Regions from separate parts of the Homo sapiens genome. Here all the other regions are linked to region 1. A link is an interaction called in ENCODE POLR2A ChIA-PET data of the cell type or tissue named here. Cell type or tissue: GM12878. All regions are shown on one strand.

Evidence for each region. ChIA-PET counts read pairs that join two places held together with the same protein. Peaks named below come from ENCODE experiments on the same cell type or tissue, not always from the same donor. Only the 100,000 strongest peaks of a DNase experiment are listed, where the experiment ranks them.
Region 2: POLR2A ChIA-PET joins it to region 1 with 5 read pairs; 6 of 35 experiments call an interaction of 5 or more read pairs at or near these places.
Region 3: POLR2A ChIA-PET joins it to region 1 with 6 read pairs; 8 of 35 experiments call an interaction of 5 or more read pairs at or near these places.

Annotation. Positions count from the first base shown.
Region 1 is chr19:11,092,139-11,100,138 of GRCh38, reverse strand. All of the region lies in intron 1 of LDLR (low density lipoprotein receptor), which reads right to left. Among named protein-coding and RNA genes, the nearest start is that of LDLR-AS1, 6.5 kb to the right of the region's middle. RefSeq lists enhancers at 5,023-5,152, 4,518-5,717, 7,065-8,000, 7,440-8,000. In GM12878, no CTCF peak of the experiment used is centred here; DNase peaks (open chromatin) are centred at 3,714, 4,908 and 7,228; H3K4me3 peaks cover 3,288 bases; H3K27ac peaks cover 4,711 bases.
Region 2 is chr19:11,158,173-11,166,172 of GRCh38, reverse strand. It overlaps KANK2 (KN motif and ankyrin repeat domains 2), which reads left to right. Exons shown (of 13, transcript NM_001136191.3): 13 at 1-1,903. Among named protein-coding and RNA genes, the nearest start is that of SPC24, 6.4 kb to the right of the region's middle. In GM12878, no CTCF peak of the experiment used is centred here; no DNase peak of the experiment used is centred here.
Region 3 is chr19:10,998,006-11,006,005 of GRCh38, reverse strand. SMARCA4 (SWI/SNF related BAF chromatin remodeling complex subunit ATPase 4) reads right to left here. Exons shown (of 35, transcript NM_003072.5): 12 at 2,847-2,977; 13 at 2,609-2,666. Among named protein-coding and RNA genes, the nearest start is that of SMARCA4, 41 kb to the right of the region's middle. In GM12878, no CTCF peak of the experiment used is centred here; no DNase peak of the experiment used is centred here.

The DNA of each region.
Region 1 (8,000 bases):
AAAGAATTAACCAGAAATGTCATCCGATCAGGAACAGTCTGATTCCCAGGGAATTAAGCAAGCACAACAAATGAAATTTTATGAACCCCAAAATTCAGTGGAGGACACAAAGAAGGAACCCAAGAGAGACACTTGTCAACAAAGGCTAGTGTTGTTGATTCCAAAATATGGACTCTCTGGGGTATGGGAAAAAAATATTAGAACTTCCATGCACATTAATAAAGAAAGGAAGAGTATTTAGCATATTAAAACCTGTACTACAGCTGGGCATGGTGGCTCATGCCTGTAATCCCAGCACTTTGGGAGGCCGAGGTGGGCAGATCACCTGAGGTCAGCAGTTCGAAACCAGCCTGGCCAACATGGTGAAACCCCGTCTCTACTAAAAATACAAAATTAGCTGGGCGTGGTGGCACATGCCTGTAATCCCAGCTACTCAGGAGGCTGAGGCAGGAGAATCACTTGAACCTGGGAGGCAGACTTTGTGGTGAGCCAAGATTGTGCCATTGCACTCCAGCCTCGGCAACAAGAACAAAACTCCGTCTCAAAAAAAACCTGTACTGCCCAGGCATGTTGGCTCATGACTGTAATCCCAGCACTTTGGGAGGCAGAGGTGGGTGGATTGCTTGAGCCCAGGAGTATGAGATCAGCCTGGACAACGTAGTGAGACCCTTTATCTATTATAATTTTTTTAAAAGTTAAAACAAAACAAACAAAACCTGTGTTGTTCTATCCATCTGACCATTAAAAAAACAAAAACAAAAAACTTGTACTGTAAAGAGTCATGAAGAAAACTCACAGACACAGCATAATCATTAAGGTGGAAGAAAACTTGAGTTTTCTTCAGTAGGTAGGGAAGAAATACTTAGATAAAGAATTATGAGAAATTATAAATGTAGAGGCCAGAGAACACAAATTTAGCAGTGAAGATAATCATGTATCTGAAGATCAGATCAAAAGAAATGGGAGAGAAACATTAACAAAAGATATAATAAGAGAAAACTTTTCCTTAGAAAACCAAGACTTAGATTATTACATTAAAATGAGAACAAAGTAACTGGAAAATTTCCCAAAATATATTTACACCTTGGAAAAGAGATCAAAGTCTTATTGAATGTATTTAGTTTTCTTCTATTTTCTTTTTTTTTGAGACAGGGTCTCACTTTAGAGCGATCAGTGGAGCGATCACGGCCCACTGCAGCCTCAAACTCTGAGGCTCAAGCAATCTTCCCATCTCAGCCCCCTAAGTAGTTGGGATTAAAAGCACTCACCACCATGCCAGGCTAATTTTTCTACTTTTTGTAGAGATGGGGTCTTACTGTGTTACCTAGGCTGGTCTTGAACTCTTGGGCTCAAGCAATCCTCCCACCTCAGCCTCCCAAAGTGTTGTGATTATAGGTATATGCCACCACACTTGGCCTGCATTTAGTTTTATATATTAAATTTGGATTTAGAATACTTTTTTTTTCTTTTTTTGAGACATAGCTTCGCTCTGTTACCCAAACTGGAGTGCAGTGGCAGGATCATGGCTTACTGCAACCTGGATTGAACCTCGTGGGCTCAAGTGATCCTCCTGCCTCAGCCCCCCAAATAAATGGGACTACAGGCACATGCCACCATGCCCAGCTAATGTTGGAATTTTTTGTAGAGACAAGGTCTCACTATGTTGCCTAGGCTGGCCTCAAACTCCTAAAGTGATCCTCCCTCCTCAGCCTCCCAATATGCTGGGATTACAGGCATGAGCCACCACACTGGGCCCTCTAATACCTTTATATGAAAGATTCTGGTTCTGTGAACTAGAATCAAAGCAACTTTTATAAATCAAAGTATAAACTTTGATTCCCTATGTAAACTAAGGCAATAAAAGCAATAACAAATTATTATTATTATTATTTTCAGACAGAGTCTCACTCTGTCACCCAGGCTGGAGTGCAGTGGTGCAATCTTGGCTCACTGCAACCTCTGCTTCCCAGGTTCAAGCGATTCTCCTGCCTCAGCCTCCCAAGTAGCTGGGGATCACCAGCAACTGCCACCATGCCCAGGTAATTTCTTGTATTTTAGTAGAGATGGAGTTTCACTATATTGGCCAGGCTGGCCTTGAACTCCTGACCAAAGTGCTGGGATTATAGGCTGGAGCCACCATGCCCGGCCGCAATAACAAATTATGATTGCTTATCTCAGCATGCACTATGCACTTATTATTACTATAATAAGGTAACAATACCAAGAAGAAAAAAAAATCTGCCTTTTTTAAAATTTTATTTTATTTTATTTTTGACACAGAGTCTCACTCTGTCGCCCAGGCTGGAGTGCAATGGCACAATCTCAACTCACTGCAAACCTCCACCTCTGGGTTCAAGTGATTCTCCTGCCTTAGCTTCCTGAGTAGCTTGGGAATACAGGTGCGTGACACCACACCCGGCTAATTTTTGTATTTTTTGTAGAGACGGGGTTTCACCATGCTGCCCAGCCTGGTCTCAAATTCCTGACCTCAAGTGATCTGCCTGCCTCAGCCTCTCAGTGCTGGGATTACAGGTGTGAGCCACCATGCCCAGCCAAGTCTGACTTTTTATCTTTGTGAAGATGTAACAGATGCTATCCAGGAAAATCACATACAAGGGTTTGTTTTTTGTTTTTGAGACAGAGTCTCATTCTGTTGCCCAGACTGGAGTGCAATGGTATGATCTTGACTCACTGTAACCTCTGCCTCCCAGGTTCAAGCGATTCTCCTGCCTTAACCCTTCCAAGTAGCTGGGATTACAGGCACGCGCCACCGTGCCTAGCTACATAAGTACATCAATAAGTTCTGATCGATGGTTGAAACTTTGGGAGGCCAAGGTGGGCGGATCACCAAATCAGGAGATCGAGACCATCCTGGCTAACATGGTGAAACCCCATCTCTACTAAAAAAATTAGCTGGGCATGTTGGCGGGCGCCTGTAATCCCAGCTACTCAGGAGGCTGAGGCAGGAGAATCGCTTGAACCCGGGAGGCGGAGGCTGCAGTGAACTGAGATCACGCCACCATACTCCAGCCTGGGCGACAGAGACTCTGTCTCAAAAAAAAAAAAAAAAGAAAAAGAAAATATGACCACATGACCAGGTGCAGTGGCTCATGCCTGTAATCCCAACACTTTGGGAGGCAGAGACAGGATTGTTTGAGCCCAGGAATTCCAGACTGGCCTAGGCAACATACCAAGACCCCATCTCTACAAAATAAAAAAAAGAATAATTTTAAAAAAAGAATATAGGACCGCATCTTCTGTGATAATCCTTTCAGAAGGCAGAGCCTAATTCGTCTCCCCTGGAGTGGCACTGGACTTTTAATGACTTGCTTCTGATAGGAAAATGTAGAGACGACAGGGAGTGGCTTCTGAGCCTAGTTCATGGCCATGCTCATTGTTGGATCGACTGCTCCAGGGGAGGCCAGCTGCATGTCATGAGTCCACTCAAGCAGCTGGAGGGAGAGCTCCACGCAGCAGGGAACTGAGGCCTCCAGCCAAGAGCCACTGAGTGCGCCATCTTGGAAGTGGATCCTTCAACCCCAGCCAAGTCTTCCTATGCCTGCAGCTTCTGAAAATATGTTTTTCTCTCCTGCCAATATTTTGATTGCAACTTCATGAGAGACCCTGAGCTGGAACCGTCTAGCTGTGCTGCTTCCAAATTCCTGACACGCAAAAACTGAGAAATCATAAATGTGTTGTTTTAAGCCACTACATTTTGGGCTAATTTGATATGTAGCAAGAAATGAGTCATTTCCTCCTTTAAGCACAGTTGAAACTGAGTTGTAGGTAATTAACATACAACCTAACTTTAAAAGATGTATCTATGTCTTTTTTTCTTTCTCTTTCGGACACCGGCTTTCACTCTGTTGCCCAGGTTGGAGTGCAGTGGCATGACTGAGGCTCACGGCCGCCTCCACCTCCCAGGTTCATGCGATCCTCCTGCCTAAGCCTAACTCAACAGCTGTGACTAGAGGGGTGCACCATCACACTCAGCTAACTTTTTATTTATTTTTTGCAGAGACAGGTGTCTCACTATGTTGCCCAGGCTGGTCTCAAACTCTTGGGCTCAAGCAATCCACCCACCCATCTCGGCCTCCCAAAGTGCTAGGATTACAGGCATCAGCCACCGCATCCAGCCCCCTTTATCCATTTCAACTTTGATGGTTGACCCAGCACATTCATGTGGATTCCCTGAAAGTTAGAGTAGTAAGGGGGTTAGATAGACAATCCTGGGCTTCACTGGCTTTCCAGGCCATTTAACTAGAACAACTTGGGTAACTGACTAAATCCTTCTGGGACTCAGTTTCCTGATCTGTAAAATGGGGGAGAATGGCAGTCTCTACTTCCTAGAGGGTGTTTTGAGAATTAAAGAACAGAACAGGCTGGGCGCGGTGACTCACGTCTGTAATCTCAGCACTTTGGGAGGCCGAAGTGGGCGGATCACCTGAGTTCAGGAGTTCGAGACCAGCCTGGCCAACATGGTGAAACCCCGTCTCTACTAAAAATACAAAAATTAGCCGGGCGTGGTGGCGGGCGCCTGTAATCCCAGCTGCTCAGGTGGCTGAGGCAGGAGAATCACTTGAACCCGAATGCCTGTAATTGCAGCTACTCGGGAGGCTGAAACATGAGAATCATTTGAACCCAGGAGGCAGGGGCTGCAGTGAGCCCAGATTGTGCCACTGCACTCCAGCCTGGGCAACAGAGCGAGACTCTGTCAAAAAAAAAAAAAAAAAGAAAAGAAAAAAGGGAAGGAAGAGAGAAGAAAATGAGTCGAGCTTTGGAATCTGCTGTGGTCACAAACTCTGATAATTCTCTTGCCCAACTACAGATCTGTCAATACTGTACACACCCCGCTTTGACAATATCGTACACACCTCACTGACTCACAGCTCAATTTCAACTGTGCTTAAAGGAGGAAATGACTCATTTCTTGTGCTGACACACCGGGTGGGCAAAAAGCAATTGAGATTCCAGGAGGCTTGCGATAAATAAAAAGGAAAGTTGGGCCAGAGGCGTTGGCAATCAAGATCTTAAGGGAGGAGCCTCTGATCACCCCACTAGGTGACCGCAGCTTTGGTGACCACTAATCCAATGCTCTCACCTCCCTACCTCTGTACGAGGGCCCAGCTTACAAACTAAATGTGCCACTGGGTAGACCGGGAATGTCAGTAACACCTGAAGGTCCTTTAAGGAGGGATAAAGAACAATAAAAACCTTTCCCTGAAGAAAAACAAAACCTTTCCCTGGACCTCAAGCTCTCCCCTGACTATTATTCTCCAAATATTTGCTGGCCACAGGTGGCTCAAGACTGCACCCATGGGAAGGACCCCACGATGACCTATTTCTGTGATCTACCACCTGGGCAACTCTCCAGACAATGTTTCAAAAGTGGATTTCCCCAGCACCTTGGGAGGCTGAGGAGGGAGGACTGCTTGAGCCCAGGAGTTTGAGACCAACCGAGGCAACAAAGCGAGAATCCCTTGAACCCCATCTCTACAAAAAATACACAACTTAGCCAAGCATAGTGGCACACACCTGTAATCCCAGCTACTTGGGAGGCTGAGTGGGGAGGATGGCTTAAGCCTGGGAGGTCAAGGATGCAGTGATCTGCGCTCCAGCCTGGGCGGGAGACTCTGTCTCAAAAAATAAAAACAAACGAACAAACAAACAAAAAATTTAAACTTAGCTGGGAGTGGCCGGGTTCGGGGGCTCACGCCTATAATCCCAGCACTTTGGGAGGCTGAGGCGGGTGGATCACCTGAGGTTGGGAGTTCGAGAACAGCCTGAACCAATGTGGAGAAACCCCATCTCTACGAAAAATACAAAATTAGCCGGGCGTGGTGGTGCATGCCTGTAATCCCAGCTACTCAGGAGGCTGAGGCAGGAGAATCGCTTGAACCAGGAGGTGGAGGTTGCGGTGAGCCGAGATCGCGCCATTGCACTCCAGCCTGGGCAGCAAGAGCAAAACTCCATCTCAATAAATAAATAAATAAATAAATAAACAAACAAACTGAGGTGGGAGTGGTAACACGTGCGTATAGTCCCAGCTACTCAGGAGGCTGAGAGAGGAGGATCAGTTGAGTACAGAAGCTGGAGGCTGCAGTGAGCTATAACTGCACACTTCAGCCTGAGCGACAGGGCAAGACCCTGCCTCCAAAAAATAAAGGCAGATTTTACTGCCACAGGCGCAGCCAGACAGCAGTTGCCTGCCAAATGAGCTCCCTTGGCCTAGCTAGTGGGGACAGTGCTCAGGAACGGAACAGTGCTGAGTGAGAGCACGTCAGGGAGCTGTCCTCACAGTTGCTGCCCTTTCCGAGCAAGGGGACAAAACCAGTCCTGTTCCAAACATCAACGGCCCAACGAAACCGCACCTCTTTCTTATTCTTTCAAGCAAGGTTGGCGTTTTTCATATTAGACCATTTGAATTTCAGGAAAAGCAAATTAGGCCAAGCGCGGTGGCTCACGCCTGTAATCTCAGCACTTTGGGAGGCCAAGGCAGGCGGCTCACCTGAGGTCAGGAGTTCGAGACCAGCCTGGCCAACGTGGCGAAACCCTGTCTCTACTAAAAGTACAAAATTAGCCAGGCATGGTAGCGGGTGCCCGTATCCTAGCTACCCAGGAGGCTGAGACACGAGAATCCCTTGAACCCCGGAGGCAGAAGTTGCAATGAGCTGAGATTAGGCAATCTAAGCGAGACTCCATCTCAAAAAAAAAAAAAAAAAGGAAGTAAACTAGAGCATGGATCCCCAGATTTTCTCACGCTAGGGAAGCCTAAAAAGCAATGAGCTCCTCTCAAAAACACAAAAACACAAAAAGGCCGGGCACGGCGGCTCACGCCTGTACTCCCAGCACTTTGGGAAACTGAGGCGGGTGGATCACGAGGTCAGGAGTTCGAGGCCAGCTTGACCAATATGGTGAAATCCCATCTCTACTGAAAAATACAAAAATTAGCTGGGTGTGGTGGCGGGCGCCTGTAGTTCCAGCTACTCAGGAGGCTGAGGCCGAAGAATCGCTTGAACCTGGGAGGCAGAGGTTGCAGTGAGCCGAGATTGCGCCACTGCACTCCAGCCTGGGCAACTCGAACAAAAATAAACAAACAAAAAAAACACCTCTATAAATTCTAGTCCTCTAGCCCTCTGATCTCTCAAGTCACGAGTAACAAGTCAGGAACAAGGTCATCGAAACAAAAAAAGAGAATACACATTTCTGCTTTTTCCCCCAGCACACAAATGAGGTGGTGAATGCTTTCGATGTTTTCTTTCCCTGTGCTACTGAAAACAGTTGTACAAGGAAATCAAAACTGTAGCTAGAATCATTTCCTTGAAGGGGAAACAAACAAACGAAAATCCCCTGGCTTAAGGGAACAGAGCCAGCTGAAAATGAATGAGAAATCAATTGATTGGCTGGCACAGTGGGTCACGCCTGCAATCCTTGGACTTTGGGAGGCTGAGGCGGGTGGATCACGAGGTCAGGAGTTCGAGACCAGCCTGGCCAACGTGGTGAAACCCCATCTCTACTACAAATACAAAAATTAGCCGGGTGTTGTGGCAGGCGCCTATAATTCCAGCTACTCAGGAGGCTGAGGCAGGAGAATTGCTGGAACCCGGGAGGCGGGGATTGCAGTGAGGCGAGATTATGCCATTGCACTCCAGCCTGGGTGACAGGGCGAGACTCCAACTCAAAAAAAAAAAAAATAGACATCAATTGATCAGTGCTTCTTTCCAAATAAGGTGGGTATTTTCCCCAGAGTGATCTCAGCAATTGATTTTGCTTCCGGAAGAGAGAGCCTGACTCACTGTTTGCTGCTGGTCGGTTACATCTGCAGTCTCTTAGCAACAAAAGGCTATTTGCTTGACAGTTGGGACAGAGTGTGGAAGGAAAAGGGACATCAAAAAGCCCATCAAAATAATAATAATAATAATAATAATAATAATAAAGCCCATCAAAGCACCCATCAAAGCAAGGAGCAACCGACCCATCTAGAATTGGATCTTATCAGG
Region 2 (8,000 bases), 66 kb before region 1:
GAATCTTAGGATTTGTTGCCAGATTTGAAAGTCACTGGAACTTGCATATTTTCATTTTAATCCTAAGTGTTATTACGCACCAGTTGGGGTTCACCCTTCATCCCCCACATTTAATTGTCTGATATAGAATAGTGTTGTGTCCACTGCCCCGCTAGACGGCTTTCTTAGGGGAATTTTCTTCTGGTTGTTTCACAAGACAGATTCTGTCCTTGTCACCCGGGACAGAAAACTCAGTCTTTTCACCCTCATTCAGATGAAGGGACTCAGGACAGGCTCTGTGACTTACAGGGACCCAATCAATTCACAATGAGAAATTACCGGCCAGGCGTGGTGACTCACGTCTGTAATCCCAGCACTTTGGGAGGGCAAGGCAAGAGCTTGAGCTTGAGCCTAGACGTTAAAGACCAGCCTGGGCAACACAGCAAGACCCATCTCTACAAGAAATTTAAAAACTAGCCAGGCGTGGTGGTGCGCGCCTGTAGTCCCAGCTACTTGGGAGGCTGAGCCCTGGAGGTCGAGGCTACAGTGAGCTATGATCACACCATTGCACTTCAGCCTGGGCGACACAGCGAGACCCTGTCTCAAGAAAGAAAAGAAAAAGAGACAAATTACCCAGAAACCCCTCCCTTCCCCACATGGAGGCCTTGGCAAATGTTAATTTTCCTAGAAAATCCTTCAGACCTGAAGACGCAGGAAAAGAATCTGGCTCTCAGGGTGGCTTCTGCGTCCCCGCCGCCAGGCCCCAGACTATGGTCACAGGGCCGTCCTGTTCCTCCCCGGGACTCCAGAATTTCTCTCCTCAAAGGAAAGAAAACAGGGCATGCGCTTGTTGGCAAAACGCAGGGCCGGCTCCCAAAAACCCCATGTGTGTACGATTAAAAGTTGGCCGTCCCCAGGCCTCCCAGCGCAAACTTCAAGAGACAGGGCTTTGCTGAAAACCAAACATGGGCCAGCTGGGCTTTTTAACAACCTAGAGACTTTCCGGAGCTGCCTGGAACAGAGCCTGCGGGAAACGGGGCTTGCCAGAGACACTCACAGTTTCCTTCATGGCCTGTTTTGGTCCCCTAAGAATCTCCACATCATTGTCTTTCTTGTGCCTTTTCCTTGGTGAGCAACAGAAAGGGAAGGGTTCCAAGCCTCTAAAAATGTGCTTTGTGATCAGGAGTGCGCTCCAAACCAAATACGCGCGCTGCCCTTTCGAGGCCAGTGAGCTCAGCCTCCAAGGCTTTAAAGCCACATTTCAGCAAGAGAAAGCGCTGAGAGCTCGCAGGTTCATTAAAGAAGGCAAAGCACTGGTTTCTCTCCTTAGAAAAGTAGGTTTCTTGGCTTGATGTAGACTGGCTTGCTTTGATTTTTAGTGAAGGGAATGTACGTAAAACAAAATAGGGCTTGGCTGGTCAAAGGAGACAAGCAGGATGGATGGATGGATGGATGGATGGATGGATGGATGGATGGATGGATGAATAGATAGATGGTGTTTGCATGTAAATTGCAGAGAAAACAAAACCAAAGCTGATTGGAAACAATTAATTGTGGGTGTCTGAGGGGGAAGGTCGCAGCTTTGGGCAGCTTTGAGAAGCGGTACAAGAGTTCTGTGCCTGTGTGTCCAGCCCTGGAGCCAGCCAGTGCATTTATTTTAAGCTCTTAGAAGCAACTCCTTGGCCCAGGAATGCGTGACCCCTGAGATGGGTCCACGCATCTCTCTACACTTCCTTCTCTCCGTGGGATACTGGACTCGTGCCTCTGCGCCCATTCTCTTCTCACGCATATCCATGAGCTTTAATTTCACTTTCTGATCACGGTACGTCCATAAAGCCAGTATTACACTTAAATGAAGTATTCTTTTTTGTAATCGTTTTTTTTAGAAGGTAAACAAATTTAATAAAGCTACCAATAATGTTGATGATTCTGTGTCTTTTCTTTTTTCGCTGTGCTCCCTTTTAAGCTTTAAGATAGATATCTTTCCTTTTTTTTTTCTTTTTTCTTTTTTTGAGACGGAGTTTTGCTTCTCGTCACCCAGGCTGGAGTGCAGTGGCGCGATCTTGGCTCAGTGCAACCTCTGCCTCCTGGATTCAAGTGATTCTACTGCCTCGATTCTCCCAAGTAGCTGGGACTACAGGTGCCCACCACACTCGGCTAATTTTGTATTTTTGGTAGAGACGGGGGTTTCGCTATGTTGGTCAGGCTGGTCTCAAACTCCTGACCTCAGATGATCCACGCGCCTCAGCCTCCCAAAGTGCTGGGATTACAGGTGTGAGCCACCACTTTTTGTTTTTGGAGAGTCTCACTCTGTCTCCCAGGTTGGAGTGCAGTGGTGCGAATCATAGCTCACTGCAGTCTCTACCTCCAGGGTTCAAGCGATCCTCCCACCTCAACCTCCCGACTAGCTGGGACCACAGGCTGCGCCACCACCCCTGACTTTTTGTTGTTGTTGTTGTTGTTGATACGGAGTCTCCCTCTGTCTCCCAGGCTGGAGTGCAGTGGTGTGATTTAGGCTCACCGAAACCTCCGCCTCCTGGACTTAGGCAATTCTCCTGCCTCGGCCTCCCAAATAGCTTGGATTAGAGGCACCCACCACCACACCCAGCTAATTTTTGTATTTTTAGTAGAGATGGGTTTTCACTATGTTGGTCAGGCCAGTCTTGAACTCCCGACCTTGATCAAGTGATCCACCCGCCTCGACCTCCCAAAGTGCTGGGATTACAGGCGTGAGCCACTGCGCCTGGACTAATTTTTAAATTTTTTGTAGAAACGGGGTTTTGCTATGTTGCCCAAGCCACTCTCCCACCTCGGCCTCCCAAAGTGCTGGGATTACACACGTGAGCTGCTGCAAATCTCTTTTTCAAAATGGACTTATTTTGGAGAGTGTTCAAAGCTACAGAACAGTTGCAAGAATATCACAGTAAACACCTTCATGCTCTGTCCTAGACCAGCACCCAACAATAGTGTAGCCGCTAGCTACATGTGGCTATTTTCATTTAAAAGTACATGAGGCCGGGCGCGGTGGCTCGCGCCCGTAATCCCAGCACTTTGGGAGGCTGAGGCAGGTGGATCACCTGAGGTCAGGAATTCAAGACCAGCCTGGGCAACATCGTGAAACCCTGTCTCTACTAAAAATACAAAAAATTAGCTGGGCATGGTAGCGGGCATCTGTAGTCCCAGCTACTCGGGAGGCTGAGGCCAGAGAATCACTTGAACCCAGGAGGCGGGGGTTTCAGGGAGCTGAGATTGCCCCACTGCACTCCAGCCTGGGTGACAGAGCAAGACTCCATCTATAAATGAATGAATGAATTAATTAATTATAATTAGCAGGCTTGGTGGCTTGTGCCTGTAGTCCCAAGCTACTCAGGAGGCTGAGGCGGGTGGGAGGATCACTCGAGGCCAGGAGTTCGAGGCTGCAGTGAGCTATGATTGTCCCACTGCACTCCAGCCTTGGTGACAGAGTGAGACCTTGTTTCTAAAAAAAAAAAAAAAAATCTTAAGTAAATGAATTATGCCTGGCGCGGTGGCTCACGCCTATAATCCCAACACTTTGAGAGGCTGAGGCAGGTGGATCATTTATGTTTGAGGCCAGCCTGGCCAACATGGTGAAACCACATCTCTACTAAAAATAGAAAAAAATTAGCTGGGCATGGTGGTGCATGCCTGTAATCCCAGCTACTGGGGAGGCTGAGGCATGAGAATCACTTGAACATGGAAAACGGAGGTTGCGGTGAGCTAAGATTGCAGCACCGTACCCCAGCCTGGGCGACAGTGAGGCTCCAACTCAAAAATAAGTAAATAAATAAAGTCAATGAATTATAATTAGTTCTCGATAGCTTTACGTGGTTGGTGGCTACTGTATTGACTTGCAGAGATACTGAATATTGCCATCGTACAAAGTTTTGTTGAACACCTGCTGTGAACACCTCAGGAAAAAAAAATCAATCTTTTTCTTTCTTTTCTTTTCTTTTTTTTTTTTGAGACAGGGTCTCACTCTGTTGCCCACCAGGGTAGAGTGCAGTGGTGCGATCATAGCTCACTGCAGCCTCAACCTCCGGGGCTCAAGCAATCTTCCCACTTCAGCCTCCAGAGTGGCTGGGACTACAAGTGTGTGCCACCATGCCTGGCTAATTTTTTTTATTTTTTGTATAGACGGAGTCTCTCTATGCTGCCCAGGCTGGCCTCAAACTTCTGGGCTCAAGCGATCTCCCCACCTCAGCCTCCCAATGTGCTGGGATCGTAGGCATGAACTACTATGCCTGGCCTAAAACTTGGCTCTTCGGTGACTTTTGTATTCTAATGCCAAATAATTTATAGCGATTTATTATAAAAGTCAAAATTCAGCCGGGCACAGTGGCTAACCCCTGTAATCCCAGGACTTTGGGAGGTCAAGGTGGGCATCACCTGAGGTCAGAAGTTTGAGACCAGCCTGATCAATACGGTGAAACCCTGCCTCTACTAAAAATACAAAAATTAGCCAGGTGCATTTGCACACGCCTGTAATCCCAGCTACTCAGGAGGCTGAGGCATGAGAATCGCTTGAACCTGGGAGGCACAGGTTGCAGTGAGCCGAGATTGTGCCACTGTGCTCCAGCCTGGGCAACAGGGAGACTCCGTCTCAAAAAAAAAAGTTAAAATTCGAGCCGGGTGCAGTGGTTCACGCCTGTAATCCCAGCACTTTGGGAGGCCAAGGCGGGTGGATCACCTGAGGTCGGGAGTTCGAGACTAGCCTGACCAACATGGCGAAACCCTGTCTCTGGCCGGGCGTGGTGGCTCACGCCTGTAATCCCAGCACTTTGGGAGGTCAAGGCGGGTGGATCACGAGGTCAAGAGATCGAGACCATCCTGGCCAACATGGTGAAACCCCATCTCTACTAATAAATACAAAAAATTAGCTGGGTGTGGTGGCGTGTGTCTGTAGTCCCAGCTACTCGGGAGGCTGAGGCAGAAGAATGGCGTGAACCCGGGAGGCAGAGTTTGCAGTGAGCCAAGATCGCACCACTGCACTCCAGCCTGGGTGACAGAGTGAGACTCCGTCTCAAAAAACAAAAAAAAGGCCAGGAGTGGTGGCTCACGCCTGTAATCCTAGCGCTTTGGGAGGCCAAGGCGGGCACATCACGAGGTCAGGAGCTCGAGATCATCCTGACTAGCACGGTGAAACCCCATCTCTACTTAAAAAAATACAAAAAATTAGCCAGGCGTGGTGGTGGGCACCTGTAGTCCCAGCTACTGGGAGGCTGAGGCAGGAAAATGACGTGAACCCGGGAGGCGGAGCTTGCGGTGAGCCGAGATCGCACCACTGCACTCCAGCCTGAGCGACAGAGTGAGACTCCATCTCAAAAAGAAAAAAATAAACCTTGTCTTTACTAAAAATACAAAATTAGCCGGGTGTGCTGGCACACCCCTGTAATCCCAGCTACTCAGGAGGCTGAGGCAGGAGAATTGCTTGAACCTGGAAGGTGGAGGTTGTGGTGAGCCGAGATCACGCCATTGCACTCCAGCCTAGGCAACAAGAGAGAAACTCCATCTAAAAATAAAAATAAAAATTCAAACAATACAGCAGTGTTTAGTCCTTGCAGCATGCCATAATCCCACTTGGTAGGAATACCATTGTCAACAGTTTGGAGCATCTCCTACCAAATCTTTTTCTAATATATTTGGTCTTAATTTTTTTTTACAGTTCTTTTTTCTTCAGGTATAAAATGAATACATTCTGTGCACAAATGGTGCACAAAAGTGTACAGTTCCTTCCATGGCTTTTTTGCAAACGGCACCCCCAAGTTGCCGGCACCAGAACTGGAAAAGGAATATCATTGGCCCTAGCAGCCCACGGGCCCCTCCCCTCAGATCTCCCAGCGGTAATCATATCTCCTGACTTCTCATTTCCTCTGTTTATCCACTAGGCTGTTCAGTCAGGAGATAACAGAAGGTTTTTGGAAGACCCAGAAATGTTATGCTAAGGAGTGTATTTCTAGGCAGAAGGTCCATTACTCGTGTCAGTTTCCTCTGGCTTTGTGAGCCAAGAAGGGTTCTTAGGAAATAAACTTTCTCACAAAGCCATTGCCAGGACCATTTGTCATTATCTTTACTTCTCTTGTTCAGCTCACCTTTAAGACCTATTCCCGCCATCACACAGTTTCTTGCTTTGCTTTTTTTTTTTAGTATATTTTTAATTTTAATTGTGGTAAAATATACATGACATAAAATGTACGACTTTAACCATTTTAAAGTGCAGAGTTCAACGGCATTAAGCACATTCCCACTGTTGTGCAACCAGCACTACCATCCATCTCCAGAACATTCTCAGTTTGCAAAACTGAAACTCTGTCCCCATGAAACACTCACTCCCCATACCCCTCCCCAGCCCCCGGGACCCACCATTCTACGTTCTGTTTTTATGAATCTGACGACTCTAGGGACCTCCTCTAAGTGGAATCACGCAGTGTTTGTCTTTTTGTATCTGGCTTATTTCACTGAACATGTCTTCATCCACCTCGTGGCATGTGTCAGAATTTCCTTTCTTTTTTTGCGGGGTGGGGATGGAGTTTTGCTCCTTGTCGCCCAGGCTGGAGTGCAGTGGCGCCATCTCATCTCACTGCAACCTCCGCCTCCCGGGTTCAAGTGATTCTCCTGCCTCAGCCTCCCATGTAGCAGGGATTACAGGTGTGCACCATCATGCCTGGCTAATTTTTGTATTTTTAGTAGAGACGGGGTTTTGCCATGTTGGCCAGGCTGTTCTTGAACTCCTGACCTCAGGCGATCTGCCTGCCTCAGCCTACCAGAGTGCTGGGATTACAGGCGTGAGCCACTGGACCTGGTCAGCATTTCCTTCCTTTTTTTTTTTTGAGACAGAGTATCACTCTGTCACCAGGCTGGAGTGCAGCGGTGCGATCTCGACTCATTGCACCTTCCACCTCCCAGGTTCAAGCGATTCTCCTGCCTCAGCCTCCCAAGTAGCTGGGACTACAGGCACGTGCCACCAGGCCCAGCTAATTTTTGTATTTTTAGTAGAGACGGGGTTTCACCATGTTGGCCGGGATGGTCTCAATCTCTTGACCTCGTGATCCGCCCGCCTTGGCCTCCCAAAGTGCCAGGATTACAGGCGTGAGCCACCGCACCTGGCCTCCTTCCTTTTTAAGGCTGAATAATCTTCTGTCCTATGGGCCAGACATGGTAGACACGGTGACTCATACCTGTAATGCCAGCATTTTGGGAGGCTGAGGCAAGAGGATCATTTGAGCCCAGGAGTTGGAGACCAGCCTAGGCAATACAATGAGACCCCTGTCTCTAGGAAAAAAAAAATAATTAGCTGGGTGTAGTGGCATGTGCCTGTAGTCCCAGCTACTTGGGAGGCTAAAGTTGGAGGATTGCTTGAGCCCAGGAGGTTGAGTGAGCCATGATTGCGTCTCTGCACTCCAGCCTGGCAGAGAGATCCTGTCTCATAAAAAAAAAAAGGAAAAAGAAAAAAAAATTGTGTCCGGGCATGGTGGCTCAAAAAAAAAAAAATTGCGTTGTACAGATGAACCAAAAAAAAACAATTGTGTTGTAGAGATGAACCACGTTTTATTAATTCTTCTATCTAAGGACACTTGTGCTGTTTCCACCCTTTCGCTATAATGGGTGCTATGAACATAGACTTGCAAATATCTGCTCTATGACTTGCTTTCTTTCTCTTTCTTTCTTTCTTTTTTTTTTCTTTTTTTTTTTTGAGACGGAGTTTCCCTTTTGTTGCCCAGGCTGGAGTGCAATGGCGTGATCTCAGCTCACCGCAACCTCCGCCTCCCATGTTCAAGCGATTCTCCTGCCTCAGCCTCCCTAGTAGCTGGGATTACAGGCATGCGCCACCACGCCTGGCTAATTTTGTATTTTTAGTAGAGACGGGGTTTGTCCATGTTGGTCAGGCTGGTCTCGAACTCCCGACCTCAGGTGATCCGCCCGCCCCGGCCTCCCAAAGTGCTGGGATTACAGGCATGAGCCACTGCGCCCGGCCCAACAACCTGCTTTCAATTCTTTTGGGG
Region 3 (8,000 bases), 94 kb after region 1:
AAGAAAATCAGAGCTGGTACAGACATGCTGGAATTAAAATAGGAGTGAGACTTCTGGCTAAACCCAAATGAGGAGGTGGGCAAATTTCCTCCCCAAAAGCAACTATAAAGCCGGACAAATTGACAGAGTGAGCATTTCAGAGCTCAGCGAGTTGACCAAAGGTCTACTAGAATCATTGAACCTTAAAAAACTGAACTTCAGGTGGGAAGAGTGGGAGTTTGTAGCACTTTTACTGTGGGCCACTTTCACTTCTTCTGCCTCAGCTCTGGACACATGAACCTCTTACAGCTGGAGAGCTGCAGGCCATGAGGCTTGGCAGGGAGGTGGAAGGGGCTCAGTCACTTGTAGAAGGAAGCAATGCCCACAGCCAGTGGCACTGCTAATGGAGGTGAGATCAGCCACGGTAGGGAAAAGCGTATCACTGGCTGAGGCTGAGTCTGTGCATATGCAAAGAGACGCCAAAGGACTCAGCAAAGCATAAGTGCCAGGGAGAACCCGACAATGGCCCAAATGTGGAATGCACCTCCTCATACAACTGAACCATCAGCAGGAGAAAGAAGGCGCGTGTCTGAGCACAAACTGTGGCCAATCTTTGGATGACCACTAAGTGACAAAGAAACACTGCCTGCCCCTAATGAACCAGGAAAAAAATCACGAATAAGATAAAACCAAAAAATGTTTAAAAGAATTGAGGAAATACAGCAGAGGCTATACACACTATGCAGGAACCAGATTTCACAGACTGAGCCCCAGGAAATTACTAAACAGACTAGACGCCACCACAACCTCCCAGAGTTTTAAAAGTCAGACTCCAGGGTAGCTAAAGTACGCTTCAACTAAACATGAAGAGGTAAGCAAAAAAATAGGAGAGGCCAGGCGTGGTGGCTCACGCCTGTAATCCCAACACTTTGGGAGGCCAAGGCAGGCAGATCACCTGAGGTCAGGAGTTCGAGACCAGCCTGACCAACATGGTGAAACCCTGTCTCTACTAAAAATACAAAAAAAAATTAGCCGGGTTTGGTGGCATGCACCTGTAGTCCCGGGAGGCTGAGGCAGGAGAATCACTTGAACCCGGGAGGCAGAGATTGCAGTGAGCCGAGATTGCTCCACTGCACTCCAGCCTGGGTGACAGAGCGAGACTCCGTCTCAAAAAAAAAAAAGGCACTATAAAAATAAAAATCTAGGGAAAAAAAACATTGAACACAAAAGGCAGTAAAGGAGGAACAAAAACAGGAGGCATAGAAAAGAAATAGCAAATGTAAGCCCAATCATATCAGAAATTACAGTAAATATAAATGGTCTTAAAAACTCAGTCAAAAAGCAGTCACTGTCATACTAGCTGAAAATGCAAAACCCATATGCTGTTGTAGATTCAGGTTGAAAGTAAAAGAAGGGAAAAAGATGTACCATGTGAACAATAATCATAAGAGGGTTAGAGTGACTAACACAGAACAGACTTTGACGCACTGGTTCGTGCCTGTAATCCCAATACTTTGGGAGGCCCAGGTGGGTGGATCGCTTAAGGTCAGCAGTTCGAGACCAGCCTGGCCAACATGGTGGAACCCCATCTCTACTAAAAATATTTTAAAAATTAGCTGGCATGGTGGCGGGCGCCTGTAATCCCAGCTACTCAGGAGACTGAGGCAGGAGAATCACTTGAACCCGGGAGGCGGAGGTTGCAGTGAGCGAGATCGCGCCACTGCACTCCATCCTGGGCTATAGAGTGAGACTCTGTCTCAAAAAAAAAAAAAATCACCAGTCAAGAGTTCAAGACCAGACTGGCCAACATGGTGTAACCCTGTCTCTACTAAAAATACAAAAATTAGCCAGGCATGGTGGCAGGTGCCTGAAGTCCCAGCTACTAGGGAGGCTGAGGCAGGAGAATCGCTTGAACACGGGAGGTGGAGGCTGCAGTGAGCCAACATCGCGCCACTGCACTCCAGCCTGGGCAACACAGCAAGTCTCCATTTCAAAACAACAACAAAAAAATCATAAGTCGGACGTGGAGGTTCATGTCTGTAATCCCAGCACTTTGGGAGGCTGAGGCAGGTGGATCACTTCAGGTCGGGAGTTTGAGACCAGCCTGGCCAATATGATGAAACTCCATCTCTACTAAACATAAAAAAACTAGCTGGACGTGGTGGCAGGCGCCTGTAGTCCCAGCTACTTGGGAGGCTGAGGCAGGAGAATTGCTTGAACCCGGGAGGTGGAGGTTGCAATGAGCTGAGATTGCACCAGTGCACTCCAGCCTGGGTGACAGAGTGAGACTCCGTTTCAAAAAAAAAAAAAAAAAATGGGCAAATGAGGCAGACCATTCCCAGATAAGGGATGCCAAGCACCTGAAATGCAGCCAGTGTGAAAGAGAAAATGAGTCTTAAATTTTATGTAATGTGACTGATTTAATTTAAAATGGAAATGGTCACATGTCGCCAGAAGCTGCCCTATTGGATAGGACAGCTCTAAAGCACCGACTTCGGGCAGGCCTGGGCCCTGCTGTTCCCTGCCCCACAAGATGCCCAGCCAGGGCAGGAGACGGTCACAACACACAGGGTGGAAGTCACTGCCAGTGGGCACTGAGAGCCTTGAAAGCCAGGAAATGCACTCTTACCTCTTCCTCTTCTTCTGAGCCACTTTCTTCACTATCAGACCTCGGAGCTACTTCATACCTAGAAAAAATGTAAGGGCTTTCATACAAATCTGCTCAGAGCCAGCAGAATTCACTTTCCCTACCAAACCTGCCGGGAATTCAAACAGAAGTAAAATTGCTCCTGGCTGCCACCTCCCTGGAACAAGGCCCACCGAGGACTTGGATCCCCACTGCATCTGGAATGCAAGGCCCAACTCACCCCGGGTTCATCTCGAGCCAGGCCTCCAGCTGCCCGGCTTTGGGGGCATCTGTGCCTGTGAGGATCTTCCCACTCTCCACGTGGATCACCTTCACCGGGAGGTCGCTCATCTGGCTGGTCTCGTCCAGAGGCTGAAAAAGAGTCATTCGTGTGACACTGAGGTTGCAGGGCCTCCAGACCAAACACTTACAGAGGCCAAGGTGGGAAGCACCCACTCAACTGTTTGCACAGAAAATGGCAGGCAAACATGGCCAGTGGTGGGAAAATGCGTAAACTGTATACTCAGTAATCCAGTAAAAATATATAACCCATCAACCTTGGCTGACACTTGTTTCTTCTTTTTTTTTTTTTTTTTTTTTTGAGACGGAGTCTCGCTCTGTCACCCAGGCTAGAGTGCAGTGGCGTGATCTCGGCTCTCGGCTCACTACAACCTCTGCCTCCTGGGTTCAAGCAATTCTCTGCCTCAGTCTCCCAACACCTGTTTCTTTAAGGTAACTGGCATATACATTGTAATTTTCAAATAGTCCAGACACTCATAGCTGAAAATTCAGGCCGGGCTGGTCTCAAACTTCTGGCCTCATGTGATCCACCCGCCTTGGCCTCCCAAAGTGCTGGGATTCCAGGCGTGAGCCACTATGCTCGGCCCATTTTTATTTTTTATTTTTATTTATTTATTTTTTTGAGATGGAGTCTCACTCTGTTGCCCAGGCTGGAGTGCAGTGGTGCGGTATCGGCTCACTGCAAGCTCCACCTCCCAGGTTCATGCCATTCTCCTGCCTCAGCCTCCAGAGTAGCTGGGACTACAGGTGCCCATCACCATGCCCAGCTAATTTTTAGTATTTTTAGTGGAGACGGGGTTTCACTGTGTTAGCCAAGACAGTCTCGATCTCCTGACCTCGTGATCTGCCCGCCTCGGCCTCCCAAGGCCCATTTTTATTTTTTTAACGAAAACTGAAGAGCATCATGTGGGCTCTCCCCATTCTTCTGTGCTCCAGCCTAAGTTTTTCTCTTCACAGTTTTCCACTGGTATCAGTTTCCTGTCCATCCTTCCAGATCAATTCCATGGATAAGAAACAAGGACTTAGACGTTTCCACTTTCTCCCTCTTTTTTACACTAACGGTTATATAATTTACATTCTTTGGACCTTGATTTTTTCCCCCACTTATACTCTATTTGTAGATCTCATCAAGGGTCCTCATTCTTTTTTGTTAAAAAGCTAATTGAAATATTTCAAAAATAATTCCTCTTAGCAACAAATATGAAACTCCTCCTGTTGAGATTCAATGGATAAACATTTTCTCCCTCATCAATTCTTGTATATTTCCTAGAAAAAACTTCCAGGATGGAGAAAAAGTTATTGGTTTAAATTTTGGTTTTCATCTTCCAGGAATTTATAACTACCTGCAAAACTGCTGCGCTCACAGTGTCAATACCGTCCACACAGCGGAGGGATATCAGTCTCTACGCGCTAAAAGCTCACCCACAGAGCGGCCACCATAAGAGCAACCTCTTACCCCAACAATGGGCTCTGCAGGCTGCCTCAGTCAGGGACTTTCAACTCCACATCCTCTCTGGGATCACTGGGAGGAGCAGTCAAAGATGCCGATTGCTGCATGCCTCCCCTACACCCAAAATTCTGATTGAACTCCTCTGGAGTGAGGCTTGGGCATCCTCGCTTTTTAAGATTTTTAATTTACTTTTTATTTTTTGGAGACGGGCTCAGTACCATGGTTATTCACAGGTGTGATCACAGCCTCAAAGCCCTGGGCTCAAGTGATCCGCCTACCTCTGGCTCCCAATCAGCTGGGACCGCAAGTGCACACCACCATGCCCAGGTAATTATTTTATTTTTTGGAGAGACAGAGTCTCCCTATGTTGCCCAGGTTGGTCTTGAACTCCTGGACTAAAGCAATCCTCCCACCTCAGCCTCCTGAGCAGCTGCAACAACAGGCACATGCCTTCATGCTCAGCTACTACTTAGAAAAAGGTCCTCGGAGGATCACTTGAGCCCAGGACGTCAAGGCTGCGGTGAGCCATGACCTCATCACTGGACTCCAGCCTGGACAACAGAGAGACCCTGTCTCAAATAATAGTAGTAATAATAATAGAGAGCTCCCCAGGTGACTAGAACACACAACAGAGGCTGAGTACCACTGTCCGAGAACAAGAAAACCCACAAGCAGCAGCAAGTGCCGGTGCCTGTTCTCAACACTCCACAGGACAGGCAGCCACAGCAGGACTGAGCACAAGCTCCCACTTCATGCACTTTCCCACTTCATGACTTTTTTTTTTTTTTTTTGAGACAGAGTCTCACTCTGTCGCCCAGGCTGGAGTGCAGTGGTGTGATCCGCCTCCCGGGTTTAAGTGATTCTCCTGCCTCAGCCTCCCAGTAGCTGGGACTACAGAAGCCTGCCACCACGCCTGGCTAATGTTTGTATTTTTAGTAGAGACTGGGTTTCACCATACTGGCCAGACTGGTCTCGAACTCCTGACCTCATGATCTGCCTGCCTCGGCCTCCCAAAGTGCTGGGATTACAGATGTGAGCCACCGCACCTGGCCCATTACTTTTTTCTTGAGTCCTCCAGATGGCTTCAGAACTGTGAGACAGAACTGGCTGACAGAGAGAGACCCTGTCTCAAGTAATAAAAAGCTCCCCAGGCTGGAATGCAGTGGTACAAACACAGTGCACTGCAGCCTGGACCTCCTGGGCTAAGTTATCCCCCTACCTCAGCCTCTCGAGTAGGTGGGACTACAGGCGTGCGCACCAAGCCTGGTTAATTTTTTGTAGAGATGAGGTTTCACCATGTTGCTCAGGCTGGTTTCGAACTCCTGGGCTCAAGCGATCCACCCACCTTAGCAACCCAAACTGCTGGGGTTATAGGCATGAGCCACCACACCTGGTCCAAAGTAACTTCTTTTTTTTTTTTTTTGAGACAGAATCTCACTCTGTCACCCAGGCTGGAGTGCAATGGCCATGAACCTGGCTCACTGCAACCTCCACCTCTCAGGTTCAACCAATTCTCCTGCCTCAGCCTCCCAAGTAGCTGGGACCACAGGCGTGTGCCCCCACACCTGGCTAATTTTTTGTATTTTTAGCAGAGACGAGGTTTCACTATGTTGGTCAGGCTGGTCTTGAACTCTTGACCTTAGGTGATCCGCCCACCTTGGCCTCCCAAAGTGCTGGGATTACAGGCATGAGCCACCGCACCCGGCCCCAGTAACTTCTGGACACAGTATTTGGAACACATATCCTGAGGTAGAGGAACTCTATAAATACTGAACTCTAACTAGGAGACTTCTGCATAGAGGTGTCCATTAGCACTTTGGAACGTACTTTCTGTGTATTCTAAAATGGAGCAGGTAAGTAAGCCTATTATTGCTAAGGGAAATCAGGTTGCTGATTTTAGAATTATGGAAAGGCGGAAAGGATAAAAATTAACCCTGTGCTGTTGGATTAGAATTGGAGGTGTCAGTATAACCTCAAGATTCTTTTTGCGTGTGAGATAGGGTCTCACTGTCTTGACCAGGCTGGAGTGCAATGGTGAGATTACAGCTCACTATAGCCTCAAACTCTTGGACTCAAGTGATCCTCCCACCTCAGCCTCTCAAGTAGCTGGGACCACAGGTGCATGCCACTACACCCAACTAATTTTTAAAATTTTTTATAAAGACAAGGTTTTGCCATATTGCCCACACTGGTCTCGAACTCCTGGGCTCAAGTAGTCCTCCCATATTGGCCTCCCAAAGTACTGGGAATACAGGCATGAGCCACCATGCCCAGCCACAAGTTTTAATATATACAAACAGCAATGCAGATGAGTATGTGTACATACATCTATTTCCCAGATCCGGCTGCTCAGAGGGCCTAGAAGCAGTGATGGCCCACTAGCAGGAAGCACCCCCAAAGTCAGATCTTGGCATGTAAATATTCTTCTGTAATAATACGAAATATAGCCAGGCATAGTGGCTCATGTCTGTAATCCTAGCACTTTGGGAGGCCAAGGCAGGTAGATTGCTTGAGCTCAGGAGTTCGAGACCAGCCTGGGCAACATGGTGAAACCCTGTCTCTACAAAAAAATACAGAACACTTAACCAAGCATGGTGGCGTGCGCCTGTAGCCCCAGGTACTCAGGAGGCTGAGGTGGGAGGATCGCTTCAGTCCAGGAGGTTGAGACTACAGGGAGCCATGATTGCACCACCACACACTCCGGCCTGGGTGACACAGGGAGACCCCGTCTTGACAGACAAAAAAAAAAAAAAAAGGAACCAGGACTCCCTGGAGAAAGAGTTGGCTCCAGAGAGCTCAGGCAGGGAAAGCAGAAGAAAAGTCTGATGAGGAAGGAAGTGCTCCAGGAATGGTGGGCATGTACCAAAAGCAAACAGGAGCCAATGGCAAGGGGCTCCTGCTGGCTAAAGCTAAATGACCAAAAGAAATCATTTTAAAGGATCGGAATCCATTCATTCAACTAAACAAGAATCCGTAAGTCTACACCAGGGGTTGGCAGACCATGGCCACAGGACTAACAGGACCAAAGAGAAAGCTTTTCCTACTATAGAAAAACAAACAAATCAATGCAGAAAGAACGATGGAAATAAAAGTCACCATCCTGTAGCCATCAGAGCAAAAACTGATACAGGCAAAAAAAAAAAAAAAGATACTAAAAGGAGTAGCTGGAATTCTGAGGAGTTACAACATAGTTACAGAGTCTCAAGTATCTCCCTACAGGGTACTTACTGATTACAAAAGAAAAAAACAGTAACTGGACAGTGGAGATCCCTTGGCAGGGGTTCAAAGTCAGCATCACCAGTGACCTTATTTGCTAACCTCCGCCATGCACTCTCGATATGACACCCTGAGAGGGACTCAGGGCCATGTTGGGTCTGCCTGCCAGAGACACATAACCCAACTCCAACCACAAGGAACATCAGACAAACCAAAGTCCGGGGCCACTGGATGACATAGCTGGCCTGAAGCCAAGCGTGGTGGCTCACGCCTATAATCACAGCCTTTGGAAGGCCGAGGTGGGAGGATCACTTGAGCCCAGGAGTTCAAGACCAGCCTGGGCAACATGAGACCCCATCTCTGCAAAAAAACAAACACACACACAAGGAGCTCTTTAAGACTAAAGCTGACTAAAGGGACCTCCACTAA